2 separate regions of the Homo sapiens genome follow, and region 2 is linked to region 1. A link is an interaction called in ENCODE POLR2A ChIA-PET data of the cell type or tissue named here. Cell type or tissue: PC-9. All regions are shown on one strand. Each heading gives the region's core, and the rest is flanking DNA. Links, peaks and the distances in the headings are about the cores only.

What was found. ChIA-PET counts read pairs that join two places held together with the same protein. Peaks named below come from ENCODE experiments on the same cell type or tissue, not always from the same donor. Only the 100,000 strongest peaks of a DNase experiment are listed, where the experiment ranks them.
Region 2: POLR2A ChIA-PET joins it to region 1 with 18 read pairs; 6 of 35 experiments call an interaction of 5 or more read pairs at or near these places.

The regions. Positions count from the first base shown.
Region 1 is chr18:9,208,573-9,213,572 of GRCh38, reverse strand. ANKRD12 (ankyrin repeat domain 12) reads right to left here. Exons shown (of 13, transcript NM_015208.5): 5 at 4,770-4,916; 6 at 1,789-1,989. Among named protein-coding and RNA genes, the nearest start is that of ANKRD12, 74 kb to the right of the region's middle. In PC-9, for the core only: no CTCF peak of the experiment used is centred there; no DNase peak of the experiment used is centred there.
Region 2 is chr18:9,110,299-9,119,104 of GRCh38, reverse strand. NDUFV2 (NADH:ubiquinone oxidoreductase core subunit V2) reads right to left here. Exons shown (of 8, transcript NM_021074.5): 2 at 1,202-1,267. Among named protein-coding and RNA genes, the nearest start is that of NDUFV2, 12 kb to the right of the region's middle. RefSeq lists an enhancer at 5,208-5,457. In PC-9, for the core only: no CTCF peak of the experiment used is centred there; no DNase peak of the experiment used is centred there; H3K4me3 peaks cover 752 bases; H3K27ac peaks cover 3,290 bases.

The DNA.
Region 1 (5,000 bases), core at 1-5,000:
ATGTCATTATACTTTTCTACAACATAGTATTGTACTAATCAAATATACCATAATTTCCTTCAACGAGTTCCTATTACTAAGGATACAGATTGTTGCTAGTTTTTAATTAGAAACAATGCTGTAACAAGTATCCTTACAACTAAATCTTCATGTACATCCATGATTAACTATTTAAAATAAATCCTTGAGAGTGGAATTGTCAGATGAAAGAAATATTTTTTAGGTTTCTGATAAATAATGTCAAGTTTTCCTCTAGAATAAATGCCATGCATTTTAAGTCTCACTCTTTAAGGTAGATACTGTATATCACACCATTCCCCACTCACAGCAAATAAAGACATAAATTCCAGGTGTATTATAATAGGGCTACATGTAAAAACAAAACAGAAACCAAATTTGAAAAACAGAAAATATAGGAATAGTTTTATGATACAGAGAAAGACAAGGCCTTCTTAAATAAAATACCAAACCAAGAACCCATAAAGCTCAATTGATATGATACATAAAAGATGAAAACTGTAGTACAATAAACACTGTAATGAGAGTGTATTCAACCTAAGCCACAGACTGTGAAAATCTTTACATATTTGATAGAGAAAATCTAGACTAAATAAAGGCTCTTGTAGATTAAAAACAGGACTAAACCAAAAGAAAATGAGCAAAGGAGTGGATCTAACAATTCATAAAATACACATAAGTTTATAATAAACATAAGAAATGTTTACCATCACTACTGATCATGAAAATCCAAATTAAGATTTTTTTCATTCTTCAGATTGTTAATAATTAAAAGTTGATAATATCCAGTTTTACTGAAGATATGAGGAAAATGGCTCTTTTATATACTCTTGATGGTAGTATGAATTGATACAGAATTTTGGGGGGGGCAATTTCCATTATTTCAAAAATCTAAAACATGTATCTCCATTGATTTAGCAATTTCACTTCTACTGAAATACTTCCATAAATATACACAAAGATGTTTCTATATAGGTATTTACTACAGTGTTGCCTACGGAATGCTATACCAGAAAATATTATGCAGCTATTAAAAATTAATGGAGTAGGCCTACCTATATATACTGTAAGAATATATAGAAATATCTGTAAGACATTAAGGCAGGTTGCAGAACTACAGATTGATACAGATGGAATGATTTCACTTTAAAAAGCCAATATATAAGTAAGTATTTGCTTTATACATATATAATAAAAATGAACTGAATGAGTAACCTCCTAAGCGTTAACCATAGTTCTATGGAAGAGAAAGAACCTGTGTGGGAGGGAGGGTAGGGTTGTGCAGTATGTGAAATTAAAGAAAATTTTTGAATTGTTCCCTACATACTTTTACTGTTGAATTATTTACAGCAAGAATGTACTGGTATGCTACTTGAATAATGAAAATGAAAGTAATAACACCACACTCTTACAGTCCTCATGGTTCAAGTTAATAAATGTTCTTAAAATACTTATGAATGAATCAACTACTTTGAAAACATATAACTCAAATTCATCTAGGGCAAAACCTAACTTGGATAAAGAACTATACAGCAAGTAATATGTCAACTAAAGTATAAGTTTAGTATATAAAAATATGAGTAATTATTGACATGGAATTGTAGTAGAAATCAGGGGTTTTATGTACGAACTCCAAAAGTTTTGTAATAAAGAGTATTTTTAGAACTCTTTCATTTCAGCAAAATGAATAAAAGAATGTAGATTAAATTGTAACCAGGATCTGTTTAAATTTTAGTGCCTGAATAGTAGGTATTGAATTACTAGTCTTACCTGCAAAATCTTTCACATTCACATTTGCCCCTAAACTTATTAATTCTTTAACTTGTTTCACATCTCCTCGAATAGCAGCCATGTGTAAAGGAGTTTCACCACGTTCATTTCTTTTATTAACTTTATCTTTCTGTCGAGATGAAGAACTGGGAGTTTTCTTTTGGGCAGGCGTTGTTTGTGATGGATGATTTGGTGTGGAATCTGTAAGAAAGAAGAAAGTTAGCAGAAGTTCTAGGCTAAATATTCTGTATACTTATTTAAATGTTTTTATTGGTAATATGCTAATCTCCTGAAACACAAGGAATGCCTTCTCACCCTAACAACCTAAACCTTGACTTGGATGATCCGTTAATGACCCAAATACACAGAGATCTTCCCTTCAGGGTTATCAAATATCATTAGCCAATTAAAAAAAATGTTTTGTCAATTCATAAAATTGGTTTAAAATGATAAAGTATCAAATACGTACTCTAAAATGTTTCCTTAATGAATGATGTGATGAACTATGAAACATTTTTCCTAGGTATGTTATGCTATTATTCTAAGACCTAGAGGAAGTGAAATTGAAGGCTGGAGTCCACACTTCTGACTCAGACAAAGCATTGGAGTTCTTCTGTTCTTATATTATGTGCAAATCAAGGTCATAACGATTTTACTATGAAAATGAAAGAGAAGAGCTACAAAAAATAAGGGTAGTCTGGAAAAGGGCCTTTAAAAACTGCTTTGCCTTGATTCTCATATTTTGATATTTGTTCTAGTTTCTATATTTAAAAAAAAAAAGTTAAATTAGATGATGCCCAAAGTCTCCTCTCCAATTTCAAAACTACAAAAAAACAAAAACTGGTTTCTTAATTAAGGATTCAAGACATATATACAGTGTTAATTAATTCTGAAAATTTACAACTATATAAAAGGAACTGCTCTAAGAGAAAAGAAATATATGGAAAATAATTTTTACCAGTTTAAAACCTGACACGATTAGAGCTCTAAGGCAATACCATCCTTTCCTCAATAAAAAAAAAAAGTGTAAGGTTCATCTTTTGGATTTTTTTTTTTTTTGAGACAGAGTCTCACTCTGTTGCCCAGGCTGGAGCGTGGTAGTTTGATCTAGGCTCACTGCAACCTCTACCTCCCGGGTTCAAGAAATGAAATTCTTCCACCTCAGCCTCCCGAGTGGCTGGATTACGGGCGTGTGCCACCATGCCCGGCTGATTTTTGTATTTTTTAGTAGAGACAGGGTTTCACCATGTTGGCCAGGCTGGTCTCAAACTCCTGGCCTCAAGTGATCTGCCTGCCTCAGCCTCCCAAAGTGCTGGGATTACAGGCTCGAGCTACCATGCCCGGCCCTACCTTTTGGATTTTAAAGTACATTGTCTCGGTAATAGTTTCCTACAGAAGTTTTTCTAGAAATTTACACTCCCAAAGAAAAGGGCCTTATCTATCTTACTCATCACTGCTTAGAAGACTTCTCATATACCACAGCGGTATTCAAGAAATATTTGTTGAATGAATAAATTTTAATGTAATCCTTATAGTCAAATTATTTGTGAAGAGAATTTGCTTGCTGAATTTCTTAAAATCTAAAGACTTATCTAATGAATAAAACAACCACAAACTCCAAGTATATCTGTATGATGGCAAACTGCTTGATATTTCAAAAGTTTTCCATTCTAATTCTATACATATTAATAGAGAGTTGACTAAGAATCACCCTTAAAAAGACCAACTGCAGAACAGTATTATAGTGTACTCCTATTTATACTAAAAAAGAAAAAAAAATTAACCCATAACAAAAGATACGTATTTGTAAGTTTATGCCTAGAAAAGCTACATAAATAAAGATAAGAAACTGTTAACAGTGGTCACCTCTTGAGGGGAGGTGATTGGAGATGAAAGACTTTTACTTTTTGTCTGTTGGTCTTTTAATTTACTTTAAGGACAAAGGTTCACGCTATTTTAAAAAATCAGTTTTAATAAATGTCTTTCCATTTAAAATATTAAATCAGACTTAAAGTCAAAGTCAAAATTTTACAGAAACAGTCAAAGTTTTTACATGGCAAAATGACTTTAATTTGGTCACAGACTTTCCCATGTTGGAGGTGGAAAAGGTAGGAGTGAGTAACCACAACGTACTCTATTTTTAAAAGCAGGAAGCCCTAAAACATTTTTTTAGCAGTGACAGATATTAGATACGCTCATGCTTTGAAATTATAATATTTAGAAACTCTTAAGAATTTAACCATGTCATCCCGTTTTTTAAAAAGAGGCAATACAGGAAAAACTCACTGAAAAATTATCTTTTTCAATGCATTTCAACATGGACTGTTACGTAACCCAGAGTCTTACATAAAATTGCTTTGAATTCAGGGCCAAAAGAAATTTTCTCCAGACAAAAGTGATTTACTTTCTTGAATCAGTCAATGAGAACTATGTAACTCAAAAATTTTCTTTTGTACTTTTAGCTGCCAGGATGTGAATAGTAATAACTATCTCAGGCCAGTTGCCTGGATTTTATCTACCTTTTTAGCTCCCTTTTATAAATTACCATGTTGTTTGGTTTGTTCCCTTTTTGTTTTTGTCCTGCTGGTAAGTCATCATCAATTATTTTTGGAGAACACAGTATATAAATAAACATACATACATGTGGCACAACACCTTAGCTGGAAATGTGACATGAAATATAAAATGACTGTTAATATACTGCTGACATTTTTCCTTATAAAAAAATTTAGATCTTAATAAAACATGGATTACACATGGTGTAAAGAGCCCTACTCTTGTATAGCTTCTACTTTAGCAGAGGATACAGATGATAAACTGTCACACAAATAATCATAAAATTACCACTGACTTACAAGTAATTCTGATTAAATCCAAGAAAGAATAAAAATTAAAAGTAGTTAAAATAATTGTTAAGACGAGACTACAGTTGCCTGAGGAAAACTAGGGATACACATTAACTCAATGATGGTAGGTATCACCTGGACTGTTGTCTCTTGCTGTCATCTGCATAAGAAGTGCCATCTGTTTTCGCTCAGAGAGTGGATAACCAAAAAGAATGCTAACTGGTGTGGATTTCTTATTTCCAGCTTCCTTTTTTGTCTTCTTCTTTTCTGGACCTTCTTTCTCTGGAATTATTAACAAATATGTAAGAATTTGAAACAAATCCAAGTACTCAAAAGCAAGTTTAAGATGAATTTTTTGATAGATGC
Region 2 (8,806 bases), core at 1,738-6,737, 96 kb after region 1:
TTAAAGAATAAGAGAAGTACCTTTAGGACCAAAAAAACCCAAACAACAAAAAGTGTTATCCAGCTTCATTAGAGAGTAAGATCTTCTGATAGAATTACCAAAACATTACCAATTATTGGAAGCCTTTATGAAATTAAAACACAAAATTTTAAATGTGAACATATGTGTATTTTCCCAAAAGCAAGGTTATCAGATTGTCAAAGGGATCTGGGATCCAAAAGGGTTAAGACCCATTACTTTAGGAGGGTACAAAAGGACCATCTTAAAAAAAAAAAAAAAAAAAAAAAAACAGCACCATCTCTTTCCCACGTTTTCCATAATAGCCAACAGCAAGAAGCTTTATCTCTTCTTAAAAGAGCAGAAGCAGGCCCTCTTCAAAAACTGACAAGAAATGGCATGTCAACAGGAAATCAAATGAGTCACACTGAGATTAACACTTACGATCAATTAATGTTATGTATGTGTGGTGAATACAGAAATGAATCTCTTGATATGTTAACTCTCGGAGTTCTGCTTTTTAAAGGACATAAGCCAAAAGAGGAAAGAAAACAGACACTCTGGACAATGATCTCAAATATGTGGCCAATTTGATGCTTGATATATAGCAGGAAGCTACTTCTTACACCACTAACTCTAAATCATCACACAAGTCCACTATATTGCCTTTATACTAGATTAATCCCTGAAAACAGCACCTTGTCAGAAAAGGGAGATATAATATCTTATCCTTTCCAAATTGTGCAACTAATCTGGGGAGTTCACAGACTTCTATTTATAGTTAAAACTCCGGAAACTAAAAATATAAAGACCAGCTGCTAATCTAGTTACTACATTACTAAAATCCATGAGTTTCAAACTAGTGTCATTTTGGGATTCAACAAGTTACAATCTCCAAACTCTCAGTAAGCCAACATGACTGAGAACCCAAAGTGTGATGAGAATCAGGTTAGGGCTCACACAGTAATTTCACTGGAAATAAATTCTTATTCCCAGAGTTTTCCTGATACTAATTTAAACTCATGAGGTTCAACTGGAACCAACATCTTTTGAAATGTAGTAAATTCAATTAGCTGTATGTAAATTCTCACGATGACCATCATATATCAAAGACAATGGTATTTAAGATATTTTGGATTTTTACAATGGATTTACCCCAATTTCCAAGTCTTTTCTTTCCAAAGAAATCTAAGTAATTACTTACCACAAATAAAGCTCCTCCAGCTCCATTTTGCATAACTGTCTTATGCAAATTCCTTACATGTCTTCCCTAAAATTTAAAATTTTAAGAAAGTTTAGTAAATCATAGCCTTAAAAAATTTTTCATAAAGAAATACTTTAGGATTCATAATTTACAACAATGGAATCAACTTATAAAAGATCTTAAGAAATATGGTATTCTACCCTATCCATCTCTATTTCAGGAGAGTTATTTTACAAATGGAGATTCAAAGCCAAGATTCACCCACCTAACATCACACACACGAGTCAATAGGAGAACCAGGACAACCCAGATCTGCTGACTTGTGTACCTTCCTGCCACGCTCTGCTGGCATGCATTTGGAGAATTAATGTACTATTAACTTCTTGACTTTCACTTTTGTCTGAATCAACTTGGATGCCAGCTTTCACTTAGTGTGAACCTTCATAAACATGTTTTCATTCTGTACAAATGAGTCATATACTCTGTACAAATGAGTCAACTGTATCCTCCTTCCTTTTCAATCCTTTACTAAATTAGTTCTGAAACTCCAGCCGTAAAAAGTAGTTTCTGGCCGGGTGTGGTGGTTCATGCCTGTAATCCCAGCACTTTGGGAGGCTAAGGCAAGGAGATCACGAGGTCAAGAGATCGAGACCATCCTGGCCAACATGGTAAAACCCCATCTCTACTAAGAACACAAAAATTAGCTGGGCGTGGTGGCGCACGCTGGTAGTCCCAGCTACTCGGGAGGCTTAGGCAGGAGAATCGCCTGAACCTGGGAGGCAGAGGTTGCAGTGAGCCGAGATCGCGCCACCGCACTCCAGCCTGAGCAGCAGAGCAAGGCTCCGTCTCAAAAAAAAAAAAAAAAGTAGTTTCAGAAAGCTATTTATGATGCTATGCGGACTGACAATGTTCAGTTGCTTTGGAAGGAATCTGATTATTCTCTCAGCTGCATTTCATTTCTCTTTGCCCTCTTGCTCCTACCCTCCACTCCTACCCTGTCCCCCGCCCCCAAGTATTTCAACTACTGTTCTGGATTCCTCCAATTTCTGAGTTCTACTAACCACAGACGGCAGAACACTGGCTGGGTTAAACCAAGCATGGAACTAGCAAAGAGTTGGACAATTCAAAGGCAAACATAGAAGAAAGTAAACGGAGTAATATAACACAATAGTATATTTAACTTTACCCTAGGTCCAAATGATATTTCAGTTGAAGAAATATTAATAAATAAGTTTACATGGAACATCTGCTTTAATTAACAAGAAAAGACTAAGGTACAGGATGTGAGACACACGTACAAAAGATGGGAGTGATAAATATCAATTTCAGGATAATTGGAAGGCAGGGAGGGATACAGTCAGAGGTGCACAAGGGGGCTTTGATTGTGTTGGTTTTGTTTTGAAAAATTAACTGAAACTAAAATTTAGAAGACAGTCACTGTCATCTTAGCTCAGAAAATTTTTTTAATCGAGTAACAATTTTTGAGTAACATCAGTGAGTTACTTAACTAAATTCTGAGAGAAAAGACTGTATACTTATAATAAAAGGATTAATTTTAAGAGTAGGGAAAGTATTCAGTCTTCTCCTAATTTCTGAACACTAACATTTTCTGTTTATTGGCTTTTTATCCACTCCTTGCAGGCTGTCCTCAGGGCTCAGTTCACACTCCTATCTTCTTTTCTCTATAAAGCCTTTGCCTCTGAGAACTCATCCATTAACTTGACAGTGATGAGTCTTAAATCTTACACACATTTGATGACAAGAGGCTAATAGCCTGAAGAGATCATAAATGCACTTAAAAAATGAGTAAAGATCATGAACAAAAGTTTCACAGAATTCAAACTGCTTACTAGTAACTAAAAACATACAACTTAAAATAACATTACTAGTTATCAAACTACCAAGTATCTTTTTTCTTTTAAGATAGCATTCCATTCTGTTGAGCATATAGAGAAACAAGCACACTTAAAAATTCATATAGCCTTTTAGAAAGCAAATTACCATGATATATGGAAAGCCTAAATAAGTGTCTTTTTTTTTTTTTGGAGACGGAGTTTCGCTCTTGTTGCCCAGGCTGGAGTTCAATGGCATGATCTCGGCTCACCACAACCTCTGCCTCCCGGGTTCAAGCGATTCTCCTACCTCAGCCTCCCAAGTAGCTGAGATTACAGGCATGTGCCACTACGTCTGGATAATTTTTTGTATTTTTAGTAGAGACGGGGTTTCTCCATGTTGGTCAGGCTGGTCTTGAACTCTCGATGTCAAGTGATCTGCCCGCCTCAGCTCCCCAAAGTGGTGGAATTACAGGCGTAAGCCACTGCGCCTGGCCCCAAGTGTCCATTTTTTAATTTAGTAATTCTAACCTAGGTATTTTTCCTGCAGTACAAAATGAGGATAAAGCTTTACATGAAAACATGTTGTTCCTATTATGTTTATTGCAGCAAAAACACAACCTAAAAACCCAATCTGAGCAGGTTTTAACTAAATACTAATAATTCTGACACTAGAACGTTATGTAGCTAACAAAAATATGTCGTAAAAATAATCATGTAGAAACTGGAATCAGGGTTAAACAAAACAAAAAAAACAAAAATGCATAAATTATCATCCCAATTACATTAAATACAGACACTGATTAAAAGACTAGAAGGCCATAAATAATTAAAAGTGCTTATCTCTTATTACGATGTTAATGAAATAAGGGACTCTTATTTTACATTTTTTATATTTTTCTCTATTTTCCAAATTTCCTATTAGCATGGATTAACTGGCCAAAAAAATCCTACTTAAAATAAAACACTCAGCAGGTATAAGAAAAACTTATCTCTATTGTAAAACCTATTTCTCCTTCTAACCTCCTTGTATATCAAATTAAATACCACCAAATGTCTAAATTAAAATAGCTTCCATTTTGGATTAATATTTGATCCCTTTCTCATTAATCCAGGATCTGTCATGTACTTTTACTTAAAATAAAAATATAGAGATAATCTTGAAAATTATTCTTTAGGCTTATGTTGCTACATATTGGAAAATCTATTCTGAGGCATTCTCTTGCTGACTTGTAAAGCTCTGGATACGCACATGAGTTCACAGACATATTTCTAAAAGTGGTTTGAAGTCCAAATCGTTGAAGACAGACTACTGATTGAGAAGGGTCAGGATAAAGTAGCTAAACTCTAGGAAAAAAACAGACTTTCAGATTTTTTGTAGTTGTTGAGGCCTTGGGTTTAGATTACCATTCTGCCACTTACTAACATCTGACCTAGAACAACTCACTTAATTTTTTTTTAAGCCTCAATTTCTGTACCTATAAAACAGGGTTATCTTCTTATTGGACTATTTTGAGATTTAAGTAAAGTTTCTCTGAAAGTACTATATAACCTGTAAAGCATTATCACCTGCTTAACTGACACAAGGATAAAACATTTAATAACTAAAAAAAAAAAAAAAAAAAAGATCCAAACAACTGCATTTTAAAACTACACCTATTTTTAAAAAATTGTGCTGTTAGTTGACTTTATCAAAGAGTTACTGTCAAACACAACATACTGCCAATATTCTTGCATTTGCACATAATTATTTTTTCTTTATATCCATATGTATAATGCTTATACTTTTTCTAGTAAAATTATAATGTATTTGATGGTTAAAAAACCATCTACTTCTCCACTGAAATTAATTCATAAATTTCTCTTTTAGTTAAAGAAAGTGGGGAAGGAGGAAGAAATAGGCTGGTAGAAAGATTTCCATGGGTCTTAGGTTTGTGCATTTGGTGAGCAGCAGCACTGAACAGCTTTTGTTTAAGACCATCTTTTCTATTATTTTTGTATAAAATACCTTCTCCTGGGGCAAAAGTTGAGTGAGTTTTCTTACAGACAGGGTTTCCCAAGCTCAAGGTCCCTTAGCAGTGATGCACAGCACTCACCTAGGCTGTTCCATGTCACTCCCATTGTAGCAGGACAAGCCACAGACAAAACCCCTCAGACACTGAGAAGGAAGGGCTTTATTCAGCCGGGAGCTTCGGCAAGACTCTTGTCTCCAACAACCGAGCTCCCCAAGTGAGCAATTCCTGTCCCTTTTAGGGGCTCACAACTCTAAGGGGGTCTGTTTGGGAGGGTCGTGATCGATTGAGCAAGCAGGGGGTAGAATGGAACAGAACAGGACAGGGATTTTCACAGTGCTTTTCTATACAATGTCTGTAATCTATAAATAACCAATTAGGTCAGGGGTTGATCTTTACCAGGCCCAGGGTGTGGCACCGGGCTATCTGCTTGTGGATTTCATTTCTGCCTTTTAGTTTTTACTTCTTCTTTTTTTGGAGGCAGAAATTGGGCATAAGACAATATGAGGGGTGGTCTCCTCCCTTACCGTGAGATATGAATGTCAAAGGGAACTGACATGAAGTTCATGCTGCCTACTGACCCAGGATGCTGCCTCCTGCCAGCATCCATGAAACTGAGGCAGGTTAACTTGTTAGCTTACAAATGGGGTAAAATTTCAGATCTGTCAAAGTTCTTAAGAAAGTCAATAAAATCTAGAAATGTGCCAGTTTCCATTTTTTACTGCTTTTTCTATCAAAATATCTCAACAGAGACATCATAAAAGAAACCAGTAACAGCTGCTGTCTCTAAGGAGAGGAATCAAGATCTGGAGTGGGAAGAAAATTTAGTCTTTACTGCCAGGCAGAATATTAAACACTTTCCATGAAATACATCTCTTAATGCTCTCAAGAAGCATTAAATACCTATCAAGTACCTATGTACCTATGAAGTACATACTGTTATTATTCTGTTTTTACAAATGAGGAAACAGGCTCTGGAGCTGAGCTTTTAACTGTTTTGTTGTATTGTCTCTCCATATGTAGAGTATTTATGGAATATTAGATAACAGTGATACATCCCACTTTCAGAGGTGTTAGAATGTGGAAAGTTAGAAGGTGGGATGTATCATGGGTTAACATATATAATATATGCAACATATATTTTTTATCATAATACATATTCTTGTATCCCTACTCTGTACTGTTATGTATATATACTATAATATGTAGCCTTGCTTACTGTTTGAATTTTTTGCCATTATATGTATTACATTTAAACTTTTAAAAACCAATGAAGGGCCGGGTACAGTGGCTCATGCCTGTAATCCCAGCACTTTGGGAGGCCAAGGCAAGCGTATCACTTGAGGTCAGGAGTTCAAGACCAGCCTGGCCAACGTGGTGAAACTGCATCTCTACCAAAAAATACAAAAATTGGCCGGGTGTGGTGGCGCACACCTGTAGTCCCAGCTACTCAGGAGGCTGAGGTGGGAGAATCGCCTGAACCTGGGAGGTGAAGGTTGCAGTGAGCTGAGATCACACCACTGCACTCCAGTCTGGGTGACAAAGTGAGACCCTGTCTCAAAACAAAAACAAACAAAAAAACCCAATGAAGTCTTTAGTTCTTTCCCTGTCTTACTATCACCACTATTTCAGACATTATTTCATGTCTGTGCATTACTGTAAGTCTTCTGGCTGATCCCTTTTTCTCAATCCAAAACATCCTGTCTAATATCACCAAACTAATTTTAAAAGTACCATCCTTCTGGCCAGGCGCAGTGGCTCACGTCTGTAAACCCAGCACTTTGGGAGGCCAAGGTGGGCAGATCACAAAGTCAGGAGTTCGAGATCAGCCTGGCCAATATGGTGAAACCCCATCTCTACTAAAAATACAAAAATTCACCGCGTGTGGTGGCGCACACCTGTAGTCCCAGCTACTTGGGAGGCTGAGACAGGAGAATTGCTTGAACCCAGGAGGTGGAGGTTGCAGTGAGCTGAGATCGAGCCACTGCATTCCTGCCTGGGCGACAGAGCGAGATTCTCTATCAAAAAAAAAAAAAAAAAAACCCTTCTGATGCTGAGTGTGGTGTAAAAGATGACCAACACCAAACACGTTCTAGTATATGAAATGTCAATTTCATCATTTCTAATAAACACATTTTCCACATTCTAGCACCTCTGAAGGTGGGATGTATCACTGTTATCTAATATTCCATAAATATCCTATGTATGGAGAGACAATATAGCAAAATGGCTAAAAGCTCAGCTCTAGAGCCTGTTTCCTCATTTATAAAAACAGAAAAATAACGGCATGTACTTCATAGGGTTCTTGAGAGCATTAAAAGATGTACTTCAGGCCGGGCACAGTAGCTCATGCCTGTAATCCCATCACTTTAGGAGGCTGAGGCGGACGGATCACCTGAGGTCATGAGTTCGAGACCAGCCTAGCCAACATGATGAGACCCCATCCCTACTAAAAATACAAAAATTAGCTGGGCGTGGTGGCACGTGCCTGTAATCCCAGCTAACCAGGAGGCTGAGGCAGGAGAATCGCTTGAACTCAGGATGCAGAGGTTGCAGTGAGCCCAGCTCGTGCCACAGCACTCCAGCCTGGGCAACAGAGTGAGACTCTGTCTCGGGGGGAAAAAAAAAAGATGTACTTCATGTAAAGTGCTTAATATTCTGCTTGGCAGATGGTAAGTACTGTATTAGTGTTGGCTATCATTAGCTATTATTATTAGAAGTACTATGTGTCAGGCACTAAGCTTTTTACACATTATTTAATTCTTAAAGTTTCCTGCAAGGTGGGTATTATTCCCAGAAATTTAAATGAGTTATGAAAACTTCTCAAGGTTAGGTCACATCACTAATTATTGGCAGAAATTATGTTAGATCCTAGGGCCAGATGATTACAAAGGCCATGACCTTATTATTAGCCACCTGACTGTTTGATGACATCAAAGCTTTAAAAGAACATAGTAGGTCTAAGAAACCAAGGAGTTTAAGGAAGAAAATCAGGCCTCCATATATACAGGCAGGCAGATAAGAAATGAAAAGCCCTGCCTCCTTGGCTTACAATGCTCCTGTTAAGAGAGAAAGATGCAAGTTATTTAATCTTTTTTTAATCCTTGCCACCCTTCTCTTCTATTCCTGCAAAAAACCTGAACGTATACACACTAGCATAACATTTGAGCAACTTAATTTCAAAGTCCGAAGTCGACCTCTTCAAAGTTGTATAAGAAGGGCTGAGATAATGTTTATAAAATAAAAGAAGCTGGCCAGACACGGTGGCTCACACCCATAATCCCAGAACTTTGGAAAGCCAAGCCCCATAGATCGCTTGAAGCCAGGGGTTTGATATCAGCGTGGGCAACATGGTGAAACCCTGTCTCTACAAAAAATACAAAAGTTAGCCAGGCATGGTGGCACATGCCTGTAGTCCCAGCCACTTGAGAGGCTGAGGTGGGAGCATCGCTTGCGCCCAAGAGGTTGAGGTTGCAGCGAGCCATGATCATGCACTGCACCCAAGCCTGGGAGACAGAGTGAGACCCTGTCTCAAAAAAGTAGTAAGTAAACAAACAATAAAGAAAGAAACAAACTAAATAGTGAAGATAAACTGATAAATCTTAGCTCTCGGTTTTTTTCAACTGGCATAAACTGTTATTCATCCCTATCAAGTTACAGGTGGCCTGAAAATGGCTTTGAAAATTGTTTTTTTGGTGTGTTTAAAGAATATCACCTATTTTACATTCATTGTAATGTCTACGTCAGACACTTTCAATAAA